2 separate regions of the Homo sapiens genome follow, and region 2 is linked to region 1. Evidence: chromatin contacts called from ENCODE Hi-C data. All regions are on one chromosome and are shown on one strand. The core of a region is the stretch at or near the end of the contact, and the rest is flanking DNA. Distances in the headings are between cores, read along the strand shown. Region 1 holds the start of SPOPL-DT (SPOPL divergent transcript). Region 2 overlaps TMEM163 (transmembrane protein 163).

The links. Hi-C counts contacts between places; a loop is a spot of excess contacts on that map. Pooled maps may share reads with other maps.
Region 2: a loop to region 1 is called in a pooled map, with 9 times the contacts of the local background. The contact joins the enhancer-like site here to the promoter of SPOPL-DT in region 1. A Hi-C loop is called at or near these places in 6 of 50 pooled maps.

The regions. Positions count from the first base shown.
Region 1 is chr2:138,497,979-138,505,069 of GRCh38, forward strand. SPOPL-DT (SPOPL divergent transcript) reads right to left here and starts at 3,717. Exons shown (of 2, transcript NR_187149.1): 1 at 3,341-3,717; 2 at 1-2,902. SPOPL (speckle type BTB/POZ protein like) reads left to right here and starts at 3,792. Exons shown (of 11, transcript NM_001001664.3): 1 at 3,792-4,141. RefSeq lists silencers at 3,688-4,227, 4,428-4,477.
Region 2 is chr2:134,666,607-134,673,697 of GRCh38, forward strand. All of the region lies in intron 2 of TMEM163 (transmembrane protein 163), which reads right to left. Among named protein-coding and RNA genes, the nearest start is that of TMEM163, 49 kb to the right of the region's middle. Within about 2 kb of position 3,910, at least 9 of the 41 ENCODE cell types and tissues checked have a DNase peak (open chromatin) inside an H3K27ac peak, as active enhancers do.

The sequences.
Region 1 (7,091 bases), core at 2,467-4,966:
TCCAGATAAAAGGCCTAATATTTATTACAGTGAAAAATAATCAGCAAATAAGTTGTCATTTCTTTCCACATTGATTCCAGAAGCTAAATGTCATTTTAATTGTATAAGTGTTAGCTTATGGAAGTTGGGACTGAGTTTGGTTTCCTTGAAGAAAATTTAGGAAAGAAGGGGATAATGATTAGAAAAATATGTGGGATGCCAGGTATGGTGGTGCGCATCTGTAAGTCCCAGCTACTCAGGAGGCTGAGACAGGATTGTTTAAGTCCAGGAGTTTGAAACTGTAGTGAGCCATCATCATGCCTATGAATAACCACTGCACTCCAGCCTGGGCAACAAAGGGAGATCCTGTCTGTTTAAAAAAAAAAAAGAAAAGAAAAGAAAAAGAAAAAGGAAAAAAAAAAAGTGGAAACCAGCTTACTAGCAAAGAGCTTGGTGGACTGCATTAAAACGTGTAGGGGCATTAGCAAAATCTCCAGCAGCAGCGAGCCCAAAAAGTACATCACCGAGGATTCATAAAGTATTGCATGCTTTTTAACAAGCATATTCCTTGCTTTTTTATCTCTACATGGAAGACAATAATGGATTTGTGAGTTTTGTATAGCTTCGTTTTGGACAACTAGAATTGGAAAATTATTGTATAAACCAGGTGGTGGTATGGAAGGCAGTGGTGAGTCCATCGTGCCTACACAGCCATGAAATGGGAGCATCTGTGGTGTTTAATTTAGAAGAGGAACAAGATGCTACAGTCACTAAAATATCAAAGTGGGAAGCTTGATTGGTTCTTCAGGCAGAGCCTCATAGGGTTGGGTCATGGAGATCCAGAGTCTGAGGCTCATCTGTTTATTAAATTCAGAATGGCTGTTTTGATCATCTTCACTAACTGCTGACATAATTATAGGAAGTAGAACTTCCAAGTTGGCCATATACACTGAGGAGTATAAATAGTTTCCTATAGAAAATCAACAATAAGTAGCAAAATAAATATGCAAAAGTTATATGCATGTTTTTTCAGTAGGCTTTTAGGCAGGACAAGTTGGGTGATCCTAATGGTTAATGACTTAAACGAAGCAAGCCCAATACTGACCTAGCAGAGGCAAACTGTGCTCTACACTAATGACAAAGCTGTTATTTCTCTATTTTAAAAATTTATTTACGGCAGCAATAAATGAAAGCCTATCATATCTCTCTAGTTTTCCAATAGGTATCCAGTAAGTAGGAAATCAAATTAAGAAGGTAGTTCTTTAGCAGACTGGTAACAAAGCATCAAGCTTTAGTAAGCTTTAATCCAAACTTACTGACCATAAAACCATCTTTTACTTTGCTAAGCCATCACAGTTTTGTTAGCATTACTTACAAGCCATATTCACTCTTACTATTTACTATCATTTTATTAGTGGGTAAAGTCATTGAATACTGCAAGCAAGAGAGGAATGGTGTGTCCTAACACTTAGGGTAAGGAGATCAAGCCTAGGGAAAAGACTCTCTGAGAATACCCTGAGGAGCAATTTGACATCCTTGTGGTGGAAGTTTATTGAATCAGTTCCCAACTTCAGCCCAGTCAACTGTGAAGGGTCAGCATCACTCTTAACTTCCAATTGGAAATGTACTTGATGGACTTATAACTTAATTCTATGAGTGTATTATATTTACTAGGTGTCTTATAATTTTTAATTATGGGAAGAGAGGGGGTGACATACTACGAAGGGATTGAAAGAGCTAAAAGGCTTAGTCAAAAATTACATGTAATTTTTGCTGTATGTCACATACCATAAAGTTAACACGGGTGGACAGTGAGTATAGCAAATCGTTTCAACTGTTCTTTGCTGGTGTTTGGAGATGGTTAAATGTTTACACAAATATTTCCTCTCTCCACCAACTCTTTCCCCATTCCCTAATGCTCACTTCCACTTCTGTTTTTTAACTTTTGGAGTTCCTTGATCTGCATAAACATTCTACCAACTCAGCCCAAGGCAACTTTGAATTTTATGGTTACATTGCTAATTTTATCTTTATCTGAAAACCTTTGGCACAGATTTTGTCTTAAAGCACGTTTTGTCTTAAATAAGTCAACAGGATTGCTAACGTAAGGTCAGGTGCTAATCCCAGCATTTTGGGAGGCAGAAGTGGGAGGATCACTTGAGGCCAGGAGTTTGAGCCCAGCCTGGGCAATATGGTGAGACTCTGTTTCTACTAAAAATACAAAAATTAGCCGGGCTCACGCCTGTAGTCCCAGATACTTGGTGGCTGAGGCACAGAATTGCTTGAATCTGGGAGGTGACCCAGGATCGCGCCACTGCACTCCAGCCTGGCGTACAAAGCGAGATCCTGTCTCAAACAAACAAAAAGAAAAAAGAAATAAAAAAGACAGCTAATGTAGTATTAATTTGAAATGAGGGGGATCTGCCTGTCCAGTATTCAAATCCCAGTAACCTCTGGATGAATTACTTGCCATTTCTAGTTCTTGTCGCTTAATTTTAAGATGGAAATTTCTACGTTGAAGTTTTAGAGAGGTTGTTGAGAGAACAGAGACGATACAAGTCCATGCTTAGAATACTCAGTACATAGCAAAATAATAAATATTTTCCCTCTGCCCTCTCTCTTTTCTTGGAAAGCCAGGTAAGCAATGAGAAGTTGGTTTATGGCCAGGTGTGGTGGTTCACGCCTGCAAATCCCAGCACTTTGGGAGACCAAGGTGGGAGGATCCCTTGAGCTCAGGAGTTCGAGATCTGCTTGGGCCACATAGCAAGACCTCGTCTCCACAAAAAATTAAGATTACCTGGGCGTGGCACATTCCTGTAGTCCCAGCTACGGGAGGCTGAGTTGGGAGGATCACTTTAGCCTAGGAGGTCGAGGCTGCAGTGAGCTGTGATGGCACCACTGCACTCCAGCCTGGGTGACAGCCCTGTCAAAAACAAAACAAAACAAAAATTGCTGACGTATGCACAGTTAAAGCAAAAAGAGTTGGGATCCTTGAATGACGTTCATGTCTGTTCTGGCAAAGCCGGGATTGTTGGTCCCCCAAACTTCTTTAAAGAAGTTTACTCCTGGTAGCTCGATTAAGTATCTTTGTCCCATGGCCGTGGGGAATAAAAAGTTCAGTTGTCACCCCCTTTTTAAACTAAATGTCCGAAGAGACAAGGCAATCCCATCCTCTCTTCACACATTTGTGCAGGTGCAGCTTTATTTCCCACCGTGCGGTCCCAGGAGGCCGCCTGGTCTTCTGCGCTCACTTCCTAGGCATCCCTGGCCGCCCCTCGGCAGCCTCTCCTTCTGGCCTGAGACTTCCAGCTGAGCCTCATCCCCTCCACCTGAAAACTGCTCCATGGGGCACTTCATCTACCTGGAAAGTTCTCGATTTCCAACTGGAGCCTGTATACTGCTGGTTGTGTCTCAGCAGTTATTACAGCTCTGGGCTTACAACGGGAGCTTAGCAAAAGTTCCACCCTGGCTTCCTAGACTGCTACAGCTCCAAGAAAAATCCTGTGCGCACAAACGGCCGCCGCCTTTGGCGTCTCCCGCGGATTAGACCAGTTAGGAGGTCTCAGTAGGCTTTTAGGCAGGACAAGTTTTACGCCTGGCCAAATAAGGGTCAGACTAAGCAAGGCGCCTCCGTGCGCCTAGCCAGAGCGGTGCCGGCTGCGGAACCTGCCCCGCCGGGAGCCTAGTGCCATGCAGCAGCGGCGGCGGTGGCGGCTTCCCAAGCGCGGCGGCAAATCCGGGCCCGCCCGGAAGTGCCCGGCGCTGTAGGAGGGAGCAAGGGCCCAGGAGCCGCCGCCGCCGCCGCCGCGCGCACGCGCCCTCGCGGGCTGGAGCCGGGGCTGGAGTCGTAACTCGGAAGCCGGAGCCCAGACGGGCCCGCGGCGGGGGGGTGGGGGCTGCGCGGGGGCGGGAGTGGCGGAGGTGGCCGCCCCTGGCGGCGGGTTTGTTTATCCCGGGGAAGAAGTTTAGGAGCGGGAGATAGGGAAGGAGGGCGGGTCGGGGAGGAGGGATGCGGTTCGGCGGAGGCGGCCGCCACAGGGACTTGCCGCCATCACCCCTGCTGCCACCACCGCAGCCTCGGGCTCCCAGGGCGGACACGGCCACCGCCTCAGCGGGAGAGGAGTCTCCACCAGGACTGACCGCTGCCGCCCAGCACGTCCAGGTAGGCGCCCCTTCCCCTCCCCCCAGTCCCCGCGGCAGCCCCAGGCGCTTGCTCCCCTCCCCCGGCTCTCCGTAGACCGGCGGCCTCCTGCTCGCGCCTCACTGCGCCCTCTGCTCTCTGGGTCCCGGACCCCTGCTCGGGCGGCGAGCTCCGGCCTGCTCTGGGGACTACCTCCCACGCCCCCGGACCGCCCTTCCCTCGCGCGGCGGCACCACTTTCCCCGGGGTTGCCCCCAATCCCTCCTTGATTTCCCAGCCTCCACCTTCCAGGATCCCCTTTAGTTTTACCCCCGGGCCTCGCCCCTTCTTTTCCTCTGGCTTCTCTCCTCCTCTATACCTGTATACCTCCACACCTGCCCCTTTTTACCTGAGTGCTGCCCAAAGGCAGAAACTGCATGCTCTGCCACCGCGCAGCGTCCACTTTCATACCTCCTCATCCCAAATACAGACACTTGAAACTCTCGTCCCTGTTAGCCCATTTTAGGCAGAGTTCTCAGCTTCGCAGACCGCTCACTACCTCCAGTCCGGTGGTCATGCCTTTAACCTCTCTTTAACCTGCTTTCTAATACATTTTTGCTCACTTATACCAGAGTACATCAAGCTAACCGCGCGGTTCGGGGTCCAAGTCTTCAAAGAGCCCACTTGTATTCCTGCTGCTCTCCTTTTTCCTAATTCTTTTTGAGTCAATGTATTTGTATATTGATTCAACATAAAAGAAAAGGGAAGGTAGCATTTTCTCTCTCAAAGCAGTCACACAACCCAGTAGAAATAAGATTCACCATCTGCTTATCCTAACTTTCGCTTGTCTCTTTCCTGACTGAACTCTGTCATTCAGTGATTCTTTCCAGGCTTCTGATGCTTTGTCTATTTTTGAATAATCTTGGGCCTAGTTTGACCCATTGTGGTACTCACTTTCCCACTTGCAATTGAATCCACTGTTTCTTGGACTAGAAACTGACAGAGGTAAAAGGTTCATACCTTGAAAAATTACATCTCTCCTGCCACGATGAGATTGGTGGAATATTTCAAATTACCATTTCATCATTCTTGTGAGAAATGTTGCCTAGTGGTTAAGAACTCTTCTCTAGAGCTCAGACTAGTATATAGTTGCCAGGGTGTAAACCCTTGCTCTGCCATCTACCAGCTTTGGCTTTGGGGAAGTTACTTAATATTTCTTCGCCTCAGTATACTTACAGCTGTAAAATGGGGTTATGATATGACATCACAGGATGGTGCTAGTAATTGCACAAGTAAATACAAGTAAAGTACTTAAAACAGTACCTGGCACAGGGCAAATATCTGATAAATGCTATCATCACTTCTTGGTTTGACTTGATCTGGCTTGTGGGTAGATTAATTCTAAGACAGGAAGGTGGGAATGGAAAGCTACTTTCTTATTCTTTGACATTTAACAACCTTTTTTGATATAGATAGCATGTATAATTTGTTATTGTATAAATTAATTCCTTCTGATTTGAAAACTACAGGGTTTTAGCCCACCATTTTCAAGGCAGCTAACTACCAAGCTACAGATAGGTCAGTCCTTATTTCAGATGTCTATTTGGAACTTCTACAATTTTACCTTTGTTTTGAGAATAAACAAAGTGAAAGTACTGTGTATAACAGATTCATCATACTGGAAAATGAGATTTTACAGATAAAAGTTTTAGTACTGTAAGTTAAATACTCAAAACTGGTGGTATTCTTCATACTCATCTGACCTTTATCTTCAATCACTACTCGAGATAGAGCTTTGGCTTGTCTTCCTTCAGAAGACTGGTGGCCGTTTTCTCTTAATGTGTTATGTTCATTCATATTCACATGTCTTCTTGGCTTGGTGTTTACAGAATTTTACTCACTTTAAAAAATGCTGACAGTTTTTGCCGTATTTGCTTACCTCTTGTGCACTGTTGCTTACTTATTACATTTTTAAAGGACTCACATTAAAAGATCTGAATAGATATTACTTTTGTGTTGTTTTAAATAGTAAAAGTTTGAAATCACTATTTGCTGTCCTAATTACATGTAAAAATATGTACATATGTAACTATCAAAATAAAAATGTTTTTCCATTTATAGTTTAAAATCATTCTTGTGCCACCATGGAACATGTTCCATACTTGGGGGTGACACTGTTTTTGGTAATGCTGTTCCCTGACCTAGAATAACCTTTGCTCTTTCTCCTGTATATCCAGGTTCTACCTGATTTTCATCTCTCACTGCTTCCACATAGTTCCTTCCAACATTTAGTTTCTTGGCTTTCCTAATGTCTATATCTGCATTTTTGGCCATGAATTTATATAAACAGGGCAGGTTGAAGAAAAATAACTCCCCTAGAATCAGACTTTTAAAGCTTATAGAACTTTGAAAGGGTGGGATAAAATTGACATTTAACATCTACTCTATGCCTGGCACTGTTTCTTAGTTTTGTAAATATTCTTTCCAAAAATATTTAATGAGCATCTACCATGTGCCAGGCATTGGGGATACATGAGAGTGGCCCTTCTCAACCATGTTTCTGGGTGAAAATCAAACCCTAATGCTCTGAGGCATCTAAGCTATGTAATGAATTATCTCATCTCCTGTGCACCTAGAATAGTACTAGCTACGTACCGTTCTTGAGAGAACTAAAGCAGTAGTTACTCCAGTTTTTGTAGGGCTTAATTTCTGCAGAGCCCTAGTTGAGAAAAGCTCCTGTACAGAGAAGAGTAATATGCAGTCTCTGCTTTTTTGTAATTTTATTCTGATGTGGCACTGACAGGCAGTTTATATATATTAACTTATTTAAACCCATAATAATTCTTTAATAAGACTTTTTTATTCCTATTTTACAAATGAGGAACTTGAGAAACAGATTACTTAACTTCTGCAAAATCAGACAGTTGAGAAAGTTTTGCAGCCAGGCAACATAGTTCTCATCTATTACTCTTTTGCCTCTCACACCTTTCACT
Region 2 (7,091 bases), core at 2,660-5,159, 3.8 Mb before region 1:
TAGGGGAAGCAACCTTTGAGGCTGCACCATCCAGAGTGTAGACTTTCACTTAAGACTAAGAGCAGGGACTCCCACATTCAAAACCTAGTTCCACCAATTCCTCATTTTAAGATCTCCAGCAATTTACTCCAGTTTCCTCATCTATAAAAAGGAGATCGTAATAGTGTCTGCCTACCACATATGGATTTTATGTGGATTAAATGAGATAATCCACATAATAAATGATGGCCAGCGTAGAGCAGGCGTTCGATAAATGTAAACTGTCACCAGAAGTTGCATAATCTGAGTGCTCCCCTTCAGAGACATCGTCCTGGGAGGATGTCGTCTTCTCCATCAAAGCCTTCACTCCTTGCACTGCCAAAGCCCCTCTGTGATGCTGTGGCTTCCAGAATCAGTGGATGAGCCCCACTAGAAAAATCTACTCATCACTCATGATTACCCCTTGTGCATCCCAGCATGAGTGTGACCTAGTGCTTGAACATCCTTATTCACCAGATTTGACTCAAGTTTGATTCCGAAATCAAACGTGCACCCAGTGAAGTGCTCCTTCTGAGAATAATCAAAACCAACATTGTGACAGAGGCTGCTGGCTAGGCTGTGATATTTCCTCTTTCTTCTGTAGTAACAGAACCACAGCGTTTAGCTGGGCACCTGGTATTGAGAATAAAAATCTTATTCGCAGCCTTCCTTGCAGCCAGAAATGGCCATGAGATGAAGTTCTAGCCAATGGGATCTGAGTGCAAACTGTGTTTTCCAAGGGATTCCCTTACAGAGAGAGGCCAAGCTTTCTCTTCCCCCTTCTCCCTTCACCCTAACTGGCATGTGACATGGCAGACATGGGATGTAGAATATGGAAACCTCTTCTCTCCATGTTAACGCACTCAACATTCTAGAAAAAGCAGAGCAGAAGGAAGGAAACAGCATTTCTGATGCCATGTGTCATTACAGCAGCCCTGGACTGCTTCCACCCAGGCTATGTGTTTAAACCATGACTATCTGGGGTCTCTTATGACAACCAAACCTATGTTTCAACTATTAATAATTCATATATGTAACCGCTTCTAAAAGCATCTGCAAAAGAAAAGCTTAAACTATGTTTTAAGCAAGGATAACACTGTATGGATTTTCCCAAAGTGACTTATTAAAGAACACTCATTGAGCTGGAGTATTTGTGTGCTGTTTGTTTAATTAGTCACACAGTTAATCGTTACATCTCCTGAAATAGGAAGAAAAAGCAACCCAATGGTCTAAATCCACCAATATCACCTAGACACATTCAGTGACATTTAGAATATTTTATTCTAACAAACTTTTTGAACACCACAGTTGGAAGAATAGAGATCATTCCAACAGGTCAAGCACTGGCCCAGCTGCTGGGAGATCGGATCTGCTGATCCAGCCCTGCCGAGGGCAGCAAGACCTGCTGGGCCTCGCTTTCTGCATCTGTAGATACTAAGGCTGAGGGACTTGGATGGGGCCAGGGACCAAAACCCTACAAACCAAAGAAAGAAATGGTCCAAAAGTAGCAACTCAAAGGAGAAAGAAAACTACTAAGAACACAAAATGAAAAACCGAAACTCAAAAGAGTTGTCCATCAGACTGCTTTATAACCATGTGTCCCCAGTTGGCACACAAACCTGTCCTGGAACAAGCCCACAGTTCTCATCAGCGCTCATCAGTGGCCACATATCCCTCTCTCCAAGGTCACTAGACCCGGTGTTGAGGGGCTGGAAGGGGAAGGACGGCAGTGGCAATGGGGTCAACAGAGTCCCATCTCTTGGCTTATTGATGGGCATTAACATTCTTCCAAACACTCAGACCTCAAATTCAAGTTCCTGAACCCAGAGAGCCAGTCCTCACTTTTAGGGGTCTTTACTGCCATTTCTTTTCCTCTTCCACTAGGCTTAGAGAACACAGAGATTGTAAAAAAATGGGTTTTCTGCAGGAGGCAGAGGTTGCAGTGAGCTGAGACCGTGCCATTGCACTCCAGGCTGGGTGACAAGAGGGAAACTCCGTCTCAAAAAAAAAAAAAAGAAAAGAAAAGAAAAATGGGTTTTCTGGTGCCCTTTCTCCTCTCCACCCCATAACATGGGTGAATACATAGTAAGCACATAGTTAACTGAATATATCTTAAATAAATGTCTGATCCTCTAAGAACCGAGTCACACACACACAAAAAAAATCTACGAAGGGGACTAAGCATACATGTATATATATATTTGCAGGCAAGATGGGCCTGTGTTCACACTTGGAAGGCCAAACCTTGCCCAGTGCGGTCATTTCTCCACTTCAGTTGCTGAACAACTACAGCATTTCCTAAAGGAGCTCTCACACCGAGAGACTCACTGGCTCACAGCCTCCAGCATGAGCTACATGAAAGAGACCACCGCCAAGGAGTGACTCAAACAAGAAGCCAGGGCGCCCCGTGGCCACATCCTCACTGCAGAGGCATCTGTGAGAGCAGAGCCTGGGGCTGCTCCCCCTCACTTCCAAAGAACAGGAGGGGCCATGGGGACTCAATGAAAAGTCCTTTGATCACGACCAGGATATGCTGGCACTATAAGGACCAAAGTCCCTCACCACAGCAAATACGAACCCTCTTGATACCCACTCATGTGTTCCTGAGCTTCTGTTTCCCCTGGAGATTCCCTCCTACTTTGGGCACGAGGTCCCTTCCTCGGTCACAAGGTACCGAGTCTCTCCAGTCCTAGTTCTATCCTTCATCACACAGAAAAGAAGAATCAACAGTCAAGAGCCCAGCTACCTCTACATCCTTTACTTTTTGCTTTCAATTCTGATCATCTCCAGATGGAAGACACAAATCAGATCCCTAGTACAGATTCTCTAACACCCTCATTCCAAAGCTCATCAGTTATAACAAGTTAATTCCAACCAAGTTCCCCATCCTGGGGCGCAGCAGATTGTTTTTCTGAAGATGGCTATGCCAATGTGGTTCCCATTCCATGTGCATCTCTCTCAGTGTGACCCTGACATTCCGTCACTGACAGTGGGTCTGGTTTCCCTTCCCTTGAACCTGGGCAGACCTCTGCAACTTCTTTGACCAAGAGAGAATGTGGCAAAAGTGATGCAGCACACCTCCTGAGGCTGGGTCACACAAGGCAAATCGGCTTCCACCTGGTTGGCTCTTGGGACATGTGCCTTTAGAGCCCAGAGCCATCACTGAAGACGTCTGGCAACTGCAAGGCCACCATGCTAGAGGGATGAGGTGGAAAGACTACGAGAAGAGAGATGGACAAACAGCCCCATCTGTTCCAGCCCCCGGTTGTTCAAGGGTTCCCTGACCAGGCACCATGTGAGGAAGAAGCCTGTGAGATGACCCTAGCCCCAGCAACCCTCCAACTGTAACCCCATGAGGGACCCTGGGCCAGAACCACCCAGATGAGGGGCTCCCAAACTCCTGCCCCACCGAAACCATAAGCAATAAAGAGCGATTACTGCTGTTTTAGGCCACTGTGTTTTGGGATGATTTTCTGTGCAGCCACAGTGACTGAAACATGGGAACTTTAGTAGACGTGGCTCCTTCTCTCAAAATAGCAATTTACCTCCTCCAGGGTAGGTTTAGAACATCTTGTCAGTGTTTAATTTCACAACTCTACTTCCTAGTAGAGTAAATGGCACCTTTAAAAAAAAAAGTAAGAGTTTAATTTTTTACTTCAAGCTCTTAAGAATTTCACAATACCTCTTTCAAGGTCACTCTGGAGACCTCGCAGCATCTCACACAGGAGTTGGGCAGTCGCCATGGCTAGAAGTGCATGGCCTCCTGTGCTTCCAAAGGGCAGACCCCACGTGGGGGAACACTGGCAGGGCTGGGCAAGATTTGGGCTTCTCCCCTCCCTCTCCAGCAATCTTGCCCTGATACTACCCTTCCTCTACCACAACAGCCACGCCTACAGAGCAGGCTTCTGAAAAACCACAATCAGGCACACTTGTCAATACATAAAAGCAAAACAGCACTGGTGACGTTCATCAAATTCACTGAGAGCTGCTGGAATACCATGGCTGTGGGCAACAGCAGCAAATGACACAGAAAGGTGCATTAATGAGCTCAGGCAAGAGGAAAGAAGGCATGTCATGGGACCCCAGAGCTTCGATTTCAGAAAACCAAAGACTTGGCCTTTTAACTGAGTTTGGCTGGAATCTGAGATCACCTGCTCCCCATTTGTAACTGGAAACCTTTCCATAAAGAGCCAATTACTTGACATTAAAGTCCCCGATTTTAAAGGACTTTGAAACCAACACCACATAAGTGCTTGCATAAACAAAATGTCAGCTTGTGATATTCTGGCTCATGTCTTTTCTTTCAAGCACTGCCCCGTTCTTCCTATCAGCTGCTGGGTCTTCACAGGACTCTAGGAACTCAATCCCTGCCCTGTGGAAGGCTTGCCCTCTGCACCCCAGGTTGCTCTCAAAGGACCCCCTCTGGGAACGATGTCTGTGTCCCTGTCCAGCCGTGTCAGCAGCCCAGTGATTGGGACTGGGGACTGCTTCTCCTTTCCTCACCAGCAGTGAGCTGGCCCTCAGCAAAGACTAAGAGCAAATAAGGCAAAGACTGGCACCTGGCCCGTAGTTCTCAGGCTCCCAAAGGCTGTGAGTCCTGCCGTGTGGCAGAATCCTCACTACTAGTGGTGCCAGTTCAGCAGGCCCTGAGATTCTAAGCTGACTCTCAGGAGCACAGACACCCCTGCAGCAAGGAGACCCACCCCTCCCCAACTCCTGGCTCCTGTAGTCCAGGATCACTTGCTACTTCTCCCCAAACCATTTCAGATCCAGCCACAGATGACCATGGCGCTGCCCTCCCTCTCCCATGTCTGGCCACTCTGTCTCCAGCCTGGCTCTACAGGAACACTGACCTCCCTGGGTTCAAGCCCGAAACAAACTCCTCTGCACATGGCTGCTGCTGCATGGTGCTGCAGCCCCCAGGGATGCCACAGCTCTCTGCTCCTTGCTGACAATACCTCCACCACCCTCTTCTGGGATCCCTTTCTTCCCACCACTGGCTATGAAATGCCATTGTTAACCTCCTCCACATTCCCCACCCCCTGGAAAGACAGTGGTCACAGAATAGAAAGAACACAGGAACTGGGGTTGACGAGCATGAATATGGGCCACAGCCCCACCCCTGAGGGGCTTGACACAGGCTTTAGAGCCACACCCAGCCATCTGAGTCCAAATCCTAGCTCCACCCCTCTCTAGCTGTGACTTAGGACAAACTTCTCAACCTCTCTGGAACTTGGCTGACTCATCTGTAAAATGGGATGATAAAAGCAACTCTTATAGGGCTACTGTGAGGATGAACTAAGCTAATAAATGTAAAGTGCTCAGAGCCTAGCCTGGCATGGTGAATGTTCATATATGTTATCTATAATTATTATTCATTATTATCATCACCCTCATGTCAGTGACAGTTCATCCACCACCCCTCATCAGACTGATGCAATGATAAGATGGTATTTGGATTATAAAAAGTGTCCTATAAATTATAAAAGTAACAAAAAGTGTATTAGCTGTTGCTATTTCTGCCTCAAAACCTCCTAAGTCCTGCCCATTTTAAGGGTTTAGCTTTACTGAAGAAGAACAGAGTGGAGACATTAAATAAGAATAAAAATATGGAAAGTTCATGAATTTCTGTACCTCTGGACTCTAGAAATGGCTATGACCACATACTATATACTACTTACCTCCATTTGAATGTCCCACAGGCTCTATGATATGCATAGGTACAAAACCAAATTTATGTATTTACTGCCTTTGAGTGGAGGGAAAATTGGAGGCAGACCAACACGTGCCTATGTGAGCTCATACACAGGGTCTCACTCTGTTGCCCAGTCTAAAGTGCAGTAATAAGATTCACTGAAGTGATCCTCTCACCTTAGCCTCCCCAGTAGCTGGGACCACAGCCACACCTGCCTGGCTAATTTTATTTTTTTTTTGTAGAGACAGTGTATCACTCTGTTGCCCAGGCTGATCTCAGACTCTTGGACTAAAGCGATCCTCCCACTTCAGCCTCCTAAATTGCTGAAATTATAGGCATAAGCCACTGTGCCTGGCCTTAAAGCTGAATTTATCAGCTCCCTCCCAACCCACAATAACCCCTAAGCCTGCTCACCATCTATATCCCCTTGGTCCACTAACAGGGCCTTCATCCATCCAGAATGCCACCAATTACCCTTTGCCCTGCTCATCCATTAAATCATCCAAGTTCCATCAATTCTACCTCCCCATCTACCCTGGACTCAGTCCCAATGCTCTGCTCCCACTGCCTGCCCTGCCCATCATCTTTGGCCCAGTACTGGGGGGCTTCCTAAGGATGTCCCTGCCTCTACTCCTATACCTGCAAGTTCCACTCATGGCTAGTTTTCCAAGGCGCAACTTTAATTAGGTCATTTAAAGTCCTCCAAAGGCATCCCATCACCCACAGCTGCAACATTGAACTTTTGGCTCATAAACCCCATTGTTATCTGATGAATATCATCATGGACCCTCTCCACAGAAAAATGCACACATGCCTAAAGTTTTACATACAAGGCCAGGTGGTAGAGGAACACCTGGCAGCCTTCTACTAACCCCAGGACAAGAAGTCCTGATCCACAAGATATAGTCCCGTTTCATGAGCTCGCATTGGCACGTGTTGGTATGGCTCCAATTTTCCCTCCACTTTCATTTTTGGCTGCCTCCCACCTTATACCCGAGGCTCAGCCACTATGAATGCAGATCTTCCAACACTGCACATCCTTTCATGAGTTCCCACTCCCTTCAAGCCTACAACCCCTTGAAATGCAGAAAACTGTGCTGTTCATTTTTGTATCCCTAGGACCTACAGCTAGGTCCCCAAACAGTGCTCCCCAAAGATGTTCACAACCTAATCCCCAGATCCTGTGAATATATTGCCTTACAAGGCAAAAAGAACTTTGCAGGTTTGATTAAGCTAAGGATCCTGAGATGACGAGATTAGCCCATATTTTCCAGGTGGACCCAACATAATCACAGGGACCTTATAAGGGAAACAGCAAGGTAGGAGAGTGGAAGAAGGAGATGTGACAATGGAAGCAGAAATTGGAGTGATGTAATTG